Regions from separate parts of the Homo sapiens genome. Here region 1 is linked to region 2. Evidence: chromatin loops called from intact Hi-C (ENCODE). Cell type or tissue: transverse colon. All regions are shown on one strand. Each heading gives the region's core, and the rest is flanking DNA. Links, peaks and the distances in the headings are about the cores only.

Region 1 (5,382 bases), core at 274-5,273, 280 kb after region 2:
TCAAAAAGTCTTCAAGGGAAATACAGGTCAACATTTATTGCCAGACTCCAGCCCCAACTGCCTATGTTGCTCCTCAGGCCTCCCTTTGCCCACACTGCTAGTATAGCACAGATCACATGGGAATACAGTTAAATATTTGTGTTCAGGCATCTAGAAGTTCCCAAAATAACCCAGATTTCAAATATTCTTCTTGCTTTCCCTATAATTAACAAAAATATGTCAGAAATTCCACTGGATGCAAAACAGTTGCAAAAATTAATTAATTCAAACTGGTATGTAATACTTACAAAATAGGCCCAACTCACAAAAAAGAGACGGAAGGAAAGAAAAATTTTTAATAAGGCTGAAGAAATAATTGGAAATACTCAAGAAAAGTCCCATACACTTGCTACATTATCAATACATAGTATTTGGTTGGAATTCAAGTGCATTTTTCTAAAGACAAGGACCATCAAGGTCATATAAAAGTACTCCCCAATTCCAAGAGCAGAGAAAAAGAGAAGGATCTAGACAGTGGAGATAAGGTATGTCCATATGCACAGACTTTCTACACACATTGACTTGCCCTCCAATCTGAAGTAGTTTGAAATCTACTCAAAGTAATATATTTTTATTCTAGTGCTCAACTAATTATAAAGCAAAAGGAGAAATATAAATGGGTTTATGCACGAAAAACATTCAACCTCACTGGTAATCATGGAAATTCAAATAAAAACAATTAAAGTTGTTCCCACAAAGCAAATGTAATAAATTAAAACAATAAATGCTAAAAATAATATAGTTAAATAGGCACTCTCATAGACTACGGCTGGGAACATATGTTGGCACATCCCTTTTAAAAAGTAATTTGAATTTGATCAGGCATATATATCAAGTAATTTTTATTTATTTATGTTTTAATTTTTATTTTTTAATAGAGATTGGGTCTCACTATGTTGCCCAGGCTGGTCTCAAACTCCTGGGCTCAAGTGATCCTTCTGCCATCTATCAAGAAATTTAAAAGCCTTCATAATGTTTGACCCAGTAATTCCATTCTAGGAAATTTACCCTAAAGAAGTAACACTAAATATGGAAAAAATATTTATATAAAACTTAATCAATGTATTTTTATGACAGCAAATAACTGAAAACATACCTAAGCTCCAACAATGAGGGAAAAGGTTGGTAATCTATGGTACATCTTCCAAATGGCTATATTATTTACATTATAGTCACTAAAGAAGATATACAAGAATTATTTACTGTAACATTGTAATGGGTAATGTAATGAGAAAAAAATCAAAAAGTATATACAAGCTAAAAACAACAAAATACACACACACAAGAAACTTGGAAATAAATATGATAAAATGCAAACAGTGTTTATCTAGGTCAGTGCTACACAGAGTGTGATCTGCAGACCAGCATCAGCCTGGGAACTGTTTGCTCCCTGTCCATGATAAGACAAGAACTTATAATAAACATTTAGAAATATTTAGCAATTTGATATTGCTATGACATTCAGGAGGGTGTACCATGGCACTGTCTAGTTGAACAGGGTATAGACCAGCTTGACTGCTGTCCAACTCCAGTGGAGAATTACAGGTTACACAAGCTGCATAGTAGTCACACACAGTAGGACATCACAGTCCACAAAGGATTGGAAATAAAAAAGAACTGCCCCTCTGCTGTAGGTAGTAGCACTGTGGGAAAATATTGTTATATTTCCATATGTTCAAAATTTTTTATAATGCTTTATAGCTATTACAAGAAAAAACTTTTTTAATGAAAGAAAACAGAGAAAAGTAAATGTCAGTGGACTGCTATGTTTGGAAAACTTTTCTATAGAAATGTAATATATACTGAGCGGCAGAATGACATCATGGTTAGGAAAATAGATTTTGGAACCGACAATCTTGGTTTGAATCCTGGCTCCACCATTTACTAACTATGGGCTAGTTGCTCAACCTCTCTGTGCCTCAGTTTATTCATGCATAAAATGGGGATAAAAACAGAACCTATCTCATAGTTACGTATAGGGTTCGGCAGGATTAAATAATTCAATAAATACAAAGTGATGGAACACAATAAGGTCTATGTAAGTGCCCACTATTATTATCACAAGTCATGGGCATGGGTGACAGCCACAGTCAGACCATATCTTCCAATGTCTTATTTGCAACATGGGTTAAGAGGAGTGGTATATGTGGTAATAACAGCAAGGAATATTAAGTGCTTTATATGAGCCTGGTTCCATGCCAAGCACTTAACATGAATTAGCTCCTTAATTATTAACACTAGAGATCTGGTATTGAGTTCTTATGCCCATTTTGTAGAAGGAAAAACCAAGATTCAGAGAAATGAACTGACATGTCCAGGGTCACCAAGCTATTAGGTCTGTCTCCCTCCAGGACACTGGGCTAGGCACAGGAGGACGGGGGTCCCTAGAGGCTAGACTGTGAACCCCTTATAAAAGTAGAAATGCCCTGTGTCTCATTTCTGCTCTTATAAGGGGTTCACGGTCTAGCCTCTAGGGACCCCTGTCCTCCTGTGCCTACCCCAGTCAGGGCTCTTACAATAGCCAGGGTCACCAGCCTATTCAAAAGACCAGGCCAAAATAAAAATCCAGAACTTGTTTCCAGCCAGGGCCCTCACCTGGTCCCTGTCATGCAGGCCAGCAAACAGCAGCTGGTCTTCCTCCGCAGCCTGGTTGGGGTGTTGTTCTCAGGGAGTGATCTAAGTCCCAAGGAGGGCAGCTCTTGGAATGTAACGGGAGGATGCAGGGGCTCGTGAGTCACTCAACACTCCCTCCTCACCATGGCTTTGGATGTCATTTATTATCTTCATCATTTGGGTGTCTGCTCCTAGTTGGCTGGGGGTTGGTGGAGCAGTCATCCCTAAAAGGAAATCAGCCTGTTAACAACTCCCATCTCTCCCTGCCAAATGGACTGGAAGCAGAGGGAAGGACACTGGCAGGGCCCAGCTGTTCTGGGCCTGGAGGAATTCAAGGGGGCAGAGAGGCCCGTGCTGGGCTAGTGGAACACTTAGCAACCACTGGCTTCAGACCTCTGCGTGTGGATGCTCTTCCATGACTTCCTCCTCTCGTCAGAAATCTGGCCCCTCTGCATCCAGAGGAGTGTGAAATCTCTAAATGTTTATCCTCAAAGTTGAAGAAAAAAAAAAAAAAAAGACCTTCCCCCAGAAAATGGGGGCAGGGGACTTGGGAGTGGAGAGATGGTTAAGAACACACAGGATTTCGCCTTGAGATCCAAAACATCCTGTCTGAACCAACATGCTGAAGCTAGGAGCCTGAGAATTTGTTGCCTAAAAATGTGTGGCTAAAGAGAAGTATTTCCAATAAGATTAGAGATCCGGATAACTTTTAGTTTCCACCCTCTCTTTTCAAGACTGAATTCTTAACAAGAATAAGAGTTTTACTAAAATGTGTGTAGGTGTTTTTCTTCTCTATCATTTCCTTTTTGGAGAGCAATATGGTAAAATCCAGCAAAATCCAAACTTAAAAACGTTTTGCCTCAGCAATTCCACCTCTAAGAATTTATTGTGCAGACAAACTGGCATAGAATGTTGTTTGCAAGCATGTTTAATGCAGCATTGTTCAGAGTAGCAAAACACTAAAATAAATTTAAGCTGGGTGCAGTGGCTCATGCCTGTAGCCCCAGCTACTGGAGAGGCTGAGGCAGAGGGATTGCTTGAGCCCAAGAATTCAAGTCCAGCATAGGCAATATAGCAAGACGCCATCTCTAAAAATAAGAATAAATAAATGAAAGATATGATTAAATAAATTATCTTTCAGCCTATAAAAAAACTTAAATGTTCATCAATAGGGAACCTATTAAACACCTTTATGCATTGAGTGGCACATCCAAGCAATGCATAAAGCTGTTTATAAAAATGAGGTCAATCCCCCATGTGAAACATACCCAGGACAAATAGGTACGTGAAAAAGAATAAACCGCTGAACACTCTTAACAATAATATTGCAGCTGTATATAAACAAAACAAGTACATGAAAGGAAAGGAAAGGAAAGAAAACAAGTACATGAAAGGAAAGGAAAGAAAACAAGTACATGAAAGGAAAGGAGAAAGGAAGAAAGGAAGAAAGAACAAAACAAGCATTTCTCACAGGCTACACTACTACAGTCAAAGCCTGGAAGTAAGAAAGAGGGGGCCCTTACTTTTCATTTTATATTTCTACCCTTTAAAAATTCTGTTTTACCATAAACCTAAACAGTTTTAGCTAGGTTAATACACATAGAAGTCATAATACCAACTGGTTAAACGTACTGTGAACAAGAGGAAGTTCCATGCGAGCAAAGACATAGAGCTTGGGCAATGCCTGGCAGGGGATCCTATTTCTGGAATGCCCACTGAGGGCCAGGCCCTGTTTTAAACACTTCACAAGTATCAATTCCTTTCATCTTCAAGACAACCTTATGAGACAGTGCTAGTCATGCCATTTTGCAGATGAGGAGACTGGAGCTCAGAGAGAATGATGAACCTGTCCCAGGTGACACAGCCAGTGTGTGCTAGGACCAGGCACTTTGCTTCCAGGGCCCAGACACCTCCTTCCCAGGCTTGCCTCACAATCAACATTTGTTGAACAAATGGACAAACTAGACAAATTGCCAGCACCTTTAAAGACTAGAAAAATGGTAAATTATTAAACAGTTTCTATTGTCACTGTTGATTTATCTTATTAATAATTATTATTGATGAATGAAAAATAAATACTTCAGAAAAGCCAGCTGTGTTATAGTGGGCAAAGAGTTAGACTTTGGTATGAAGAAACCAGTTGAAATCCCTGTTCTACCAATTAATAGCTGAGAGATCTTAGACAAGTCAGTTCACTTCTCTGGGCCTCAGTTTCCTCATCTGTAAAATTGGGACCTCCCAGGGTTCCTGTAAGGATTAAATGTGATATAATATATGGAGGTCCCTAGGTGCTTGACATATGTTGGATACGTATACAAATAAAAGGAAAAGATGCTGAAGATGGAATCAACTATGCTCAGAGCATTGCCAAGGATAATCTTTCTTTTTCAACCTTCTGAGTTTTAAAAGTGAACTGAAAATCTTATATCCACTCATATTCCAATGGTCTGAATAGGAAAGCAGGGTTTTAATTGTTCTGATTCTGCCTCCAAAATATTGATTTAGGACGTTTAATACCATCTCCAAATGCCAGGCTTAATTTGCATTGGGTCAGAAGCTGGGCTGCCAAGTGTTGGCTGTTGATTTTAGGTGGAGAATTGGGAGGTCCTCCTGGCCAGCCATGAGCAAGCTTCACCTGGGACTCAGGAGAACTAGCCAGTGGAAGAGGCCGAGTCTTTGATGGATTTTCACTGTTTAATTAACATGCAGCTGGGATCTGGGCCGCACCGT
Region 2 (5,382 bases), core at 72-5,071:
ACCCTTCCTACCCCTCATTTCCCAACACCAGGCATACCACCCAACGACCTCTAGGAGCATCCCTGCTACTCAGAAAGCAAAACCTCTATAAGCAGCCAGACAGAACTCCATTCTCAAGCCCCTCACCAGTAACCGTGACACACACCTCTACAATCACATCTGGAAACAACTGCTACACTCCCACGAGGTAAATGAATGCCGAGCAGAGAAGGTGGTTCTGGTTCATTTTATTGCTTCCCCTGGATCGAAAGGTGAGACCTTAGTTTTGTGCAGGCTTATCTTTAAAACCAATGAAGAACATCTTAGTGAATTCCATAAAGATTCAGCCTATGTTCCTAGGTACACTGCCTCACAAATATTGAGGGAAGAAAATCACATTCAGAATTTGAAGTGGCCAAATTTAACCTGATTCTATCTGCAGACAAAAATTAGAATATCTAGATCAATGGTTCCCAGCCAGGAGCGGATGTTATGATGGGGCCTTTCAGAAATACAGACACACTGCACCTACCACAACGCACCTAAGCCTACACAGGTGGTGCCCAGGCTGTAAAAGCTCCATGGAGGCTGCAGTGCACATGCTAAGGTGGGAACCACTGATGTGGCAGGAGCTTCCTGGAGCAGGAACAGAAAGAGGCTGACCTGGGTTTCAGTCAGAACCATCCTGAGTTAGCCATGTAAATGGATCTATGTGCCCTGAATGACAAACCCAAAAGGCAAAATGTGAGAAAAGGTGCAGGGCCTGGAAAGGTGAGTGAGAACACGCAGGCAGCGGGAGACAGGAGCGGGGCAGACAGCCTCGCCCTAGCTTCCCCCATGCCTGCCACATATCAGAGACACAAGTATTTGGTGAATGAGGGTCACATGGGTGATGAGCACATGGTCATGCACACCATCAGACTTCCACTGAGCCACCTACTAAGTGCAGATTCCCTAAGCTGGCTCCAGCTGAGGCAAGAGTTCCCCTACCAATCCATCAGTAGGGGAGATTTTAGTTTTGCTTCAGCTTCACTGGACACTTGAGTGGTGTTCTGGAAGCATTTTCCACTTTCACAAGTTCTAAGCATGAAGGAAGCTGCTTCTTGCCTCCAAATTACAAATGGCACATTCCCTGATTTCAAATTATATAAATGGTAATAATTTTTGCATTTTACGGCTAAGGTAAAATTTAAAGATGAAAGGAAATGAGGGAGGTATTCTGAATGCATAACAAAACTAGAAACCTTTCATCAAAATTTAAAAACAGTATCAAACTTACTCCTTCAATATTTAAAGCAAAAGCAACTTTGAATTAAGAGAATTTCTCGGCTCAGACAATATGAAATGCTATTAAGTATCTGTTTTCTGTTTTTCTCTCAATGACAATACATGACAAGGTCTTCTAAGTGCCCAGGATTTCAAGATGGGGCTGATGGTTCCTTCAGCTAATGGAGCTCTAACTCTAACCAGCATTGTCTCTCAAAGGCTTTGAGATGAAAAGGCAGCCAGGGAGAAAGGATTGAAAGAGATTCCACCAAAGGAAGCATCGGCTCACAATGGTTTCAGAATCAGTTAGCCCCCAAGACACCCCCAGCCACAGTAATGGGTGATCTGAAAATGAAGCATATCAAAATGCTATTGATAAGCTAAATTACCAGACAGCTTATCTGAGGCCCACATCCGCCATATGGTGCCCCAAGTTCTGCCGCCTGTTGCTGCCATAACAATAGGCACGCCTACCCAGAAAGCACCATCAGACAGAAACCCAGCAGCGGCGGCATGTGGGGCAGCTACTGTGTTTACATTTTATTTTGTGCCATTAGCTTTGTTCCTCCCCCTATCCCAGTAGGGATTTGAAACACACACACACTTAATGTCACAAATCCCTGTTACCTGCAGAATGCATGCATGCAGTCTGCATGTGAGCACGTGTACGGGGATAGATCAGGTGAACAGAGAGAAAACCAGATGTCAACTTCAGAAATGGAGCTGCCCAGTGGGGGAGGGCGAGCCAGGCAGGCTCCCAGCTAGAGCTGCAAGCAGACAATGCGCTTTTCTCAACAGGCTCGGGCGGGCGGGCCTCGGGGAGTGGCTATTTAAAACACTTGGCTCCTTTTATTTCACCACCACGGAAGTGAATTCGGTTCTTAAGTGCCAGAGCAAATGAAGTCATTTGGTTTCCGCGGGCTCTCCGCATCTCAGCAGAAGGAGTCAGGCTGGACGAAAGTCGGAAGGCCCATCTAAGTTGTTCTTTCTTACAATTAAAATTGATTCCTGGAGGATTAGGCGCTTGGGCTTCATTTAGTTTTTTTCTTTGAAAAGCTATTAAAGTCAAAGAAAAATTAAGGGATACAGACACTGGGATGAAAGCCGTCAAAGACGACTCCCTTCACAAAATGCCATCAAGTCACAGAGTAAAGAAGGAACAGATAAAGCAATTACCTTCTAAAGGCTTGGTTGGTATAAAAGATTAACAATGATTTCTGTCAAATACATTCATAACAATTGCGTATTTCTCTCTTAGAAGACTCCCATTTTTGCAGATGGTAATAAAATATTCATTTATTTAGTTTACTATCTATTAGAAAAACACTGGTTTTCAAAGAGAACTCAGCAGTGTGTAGCATCAGGTTATACAAAAATGCTTGGATACAGAGCAAAGCAAAAAAACAGTCTCTTTCTTAATATTCGGATCTATTGAATTATTACAGAAAGGCACTCATTTCATTCCCCTAGATTTACTCACACCTAAGCAGACAACATTCTTGGATGAACTTTTCAAATTTTCTTAAACATTCCAAGTTTAAAAAAAAAAATCCCCTTTCAAGTTAAATTGAGATTGCACTTGAACACCATCCAAGAGCAGAGCTGAACTGAATTATGATAATTAGAAAGCTGTGCCTATTAAAAAAAAAAGCAGCACAGTTGATGCATTTTTTTAAAAAAGTTCATGCCAGAGAATATAAGTTCAATATGTTCTCACATAATTAACATTTCCCACCATTAGCAGCAGTTTTTCAGTTTATGTATCAGTAAGAACAACAGTGTTGTATATTCCCAGTCAAGAGTGTTTCAGTCACTTTACACATACATCTAAACCTGTCAGATGCCTAAAAGCAACCAGAATTTCCCATTAGAGATGACGGATGCTTAACTTGTTCATCAATAAGCCAGCTTTTTCTTTTAAGCCCATTTTCCAGGGTCCCATGCCTGCAAATTAAAACTGCTAATGAAATCCTAGGACAGAGCCTTCAAAACAAATGTGAATCACGAAAAAGGATAGAAAGCATTGCATTAGGATAGTAAAGACCAGTTTTAAACAAGGCGGGGTGGGTGTAGTGCATGTAACACACCCTTCCCTTGGCCTGCCACAAAGGTAGAAAAAAGATAGGTTTTTACGAGGACCTTCCCCCTACTCCCCACCACCACCACCACTACTACCATTATCCAATCAAGAAGAGGAAACGAGTGAGTTTCACAGTTAGCCAAGACTCCCGGACTATTGGAAACTATTTTTTTGAGAATCCTCTCAACTATGCAAAAAATCAGTGGACCAAAGGAGAATTTAAAAGCTAAGAGTAACCTACCCTTGTAAGAAACATCATCCTGAAAACCCACCCACCAGGGCATCCCATTTTTACTTTGACTAAAATAAAACACATATTTCAAAGCTACCCTATTCTGTACCACTACAAAACTGGAATGTATTTGAAAAAATGGTCAAATTTCAATTCCAAATTCAAATATGGACCACGAAGCTCATAATGAGAATCTTACAGATTGAGGACACTCAAGAGTTCACAGCTTTGAAACAAAAAATAAAAACCCACAGAAAAACACTCCAAGTATTTAGATCCAAATATACTAGCACTCCACAAACTATCCCAAGAAGAGGGAAGCCCCAGAACTTCCCTGATTTCAGAGGTACAAAGTAATTGCAATACAACAAGGTCTAAATAAGGTGTCTGTCAAAAAGCTCAACCATGAATATGAAGTGCGTAGGATGGACCTGAATTACCTGATTTTATCACTTTTATGAATATGAAAGAATAAAATGTATCACTGATGTGGTTCAAACACAACTCTAGATGCAACTTAAATACCACAAGGTAATCTATGCCTTATTATAAAATAAGAAAAAGCACCATGCAGCTATAAAAGATTGTGCCAGCCATCAATCTGTCCCCAAGCAGCCCAGCAGCAGCACAGCCTAGGTTTGTCAAAGGGGAATAAGCTTACAATATATTTTTCTGGCTGAGTCCAAAAGTTGGACATTAGCAGTTTGCAGTTCCAGTCACTAAACTCCAAAGGGGCAGCTGTAACGCTCGCATTTAACAAGGTTGGCTTGCATTTTCTTGCAGTTCTACAGAGAAATCTGGACACTTCTTTTGGCCACATTCTTCAGTCTTTGGAGAAAACAGACCCTAAAGTTTTACCACTAAACAGATTCGACCTCTAAACACAGCTTTCATATTTATTTATTTTCCCTTTCACAATCTCTCTACTGGGTACAAGTGCCTAAAATGGAGCTTAAAAGTGTTATCCACCTACTGTCTGTATGTGAATATGGTCATTTTTAAGTCCACCAGATCATACATACAGTTATTTGCACCAACCTTGAGTGATAAGACACAATTTTCATTTGCAGGCAGCATAATTATGCTCACAATTAACACATAACACATGAGATTAGAGAGAAAAGTAATCCCACAAATGCCCAGGCTCTTGTATGACCACCACGTATGAGAGATCAATCCATTTCTGAAGCAACCAACCTTAAAATATTGTTAATGTCACAGCTCATTTCTTCAAAAGTCTATTTAATATTTGGGATCTACATGCTTTAAACTGTTCGTATTATATACTTTTCTGCTGAAAATGTAAGGACAAATATGATCTAAACACCGATGATAAAAGTATATTCTTCCCAAACGTTCCCGTTAAGAAATGCCCTCATAATTGTTGCTCTGTATTCTAAGAACCAACAAAACACAAAATTGTTTATAAACTGCTGAAGCTCAAGCAGGGAAAAAAACTCGAACATTTTTTTCCTTATGACTTATTTGTTCCTTTTTCTAAATAAAAGGGGACTCCAGTCTCCCAAGTGAGTATACTAATATATAATTCCTGCTGTATAAAGTAAGTGGGGGGAGAGAGGAAATGGGAAAGGGAGGAGGAAGCCGACTCCCCCCAGGCTGCCCTCCCAAACCCGCCCTTATGTGTAATTAGTTTGCTGCTGGGGCCTGGGCACACATTGTACCACAAGGCAAGGAAAAGCCTCTCAGTGAGAAATTCCTATCAGTCTGGCTCAAACTAAATTGGGATGTCCTCCCCCTTTAAATTAAATTTAATTAAGTATATGTCATGGTGAGTCCTGGTTTTTGTTTTGGGAAAAGAAAAGAA

Evidence for each region. Hi-C counts contacts between places; a loop is a spot of excess contacts. Peaks named below come from ENCODE experiments on the same cell type or tissue, not always from the same donor. Only the 100,000 strongest peaks of a DNase experiment are listed, where the experiment ranks them.
Region 1: it touches region 2 in a loop (7-fold over the local background); 2 of 110 quality-filtered maps call a loop at or near these places.

Annotation. Positions count from the first base shown.
Region 1 is chr11:12,395,606-12,400,987 of GRCh38, reverse strand. All of the region lies in intron 1 of PARVA (parvin alpha), which reads right to left. Among named protein-coding and RNA genes, the nearest start is that of PARVA, 21 kb to the right of the region's middle. In transverse colon, for the core only: no CTCF peak of the experiment used is centred there; a DNase peak (open chromatin) is centred at 2,797; H3K27ac peaks cover 5,000 bases.
Region 2 is chr11:12,677,162-12,682,543 of GRCh38, reverse strand. The region is part of intron 2 of TEAD1 (TEA domain transcription factor 1); the gene reads right to left. Among named protein-coding and RNA genes, the nearest start is that of TEAD1, 5.4 kb to the right of the region's middle. RefSeq lists enhancers at 73-790, 791-1,508, 1,528-1,822, 1,509-2,226, 1,790-2,349 and 1 more. In transverse colon, for the core only: no CTCF peak of the experiment used is centred there; DNase peaks (open chromatin) are centred at 1,713 and 2,053; H3K4me3 peaks cover 1,656 bases; H3K27ac peaks cover 5,000 bases.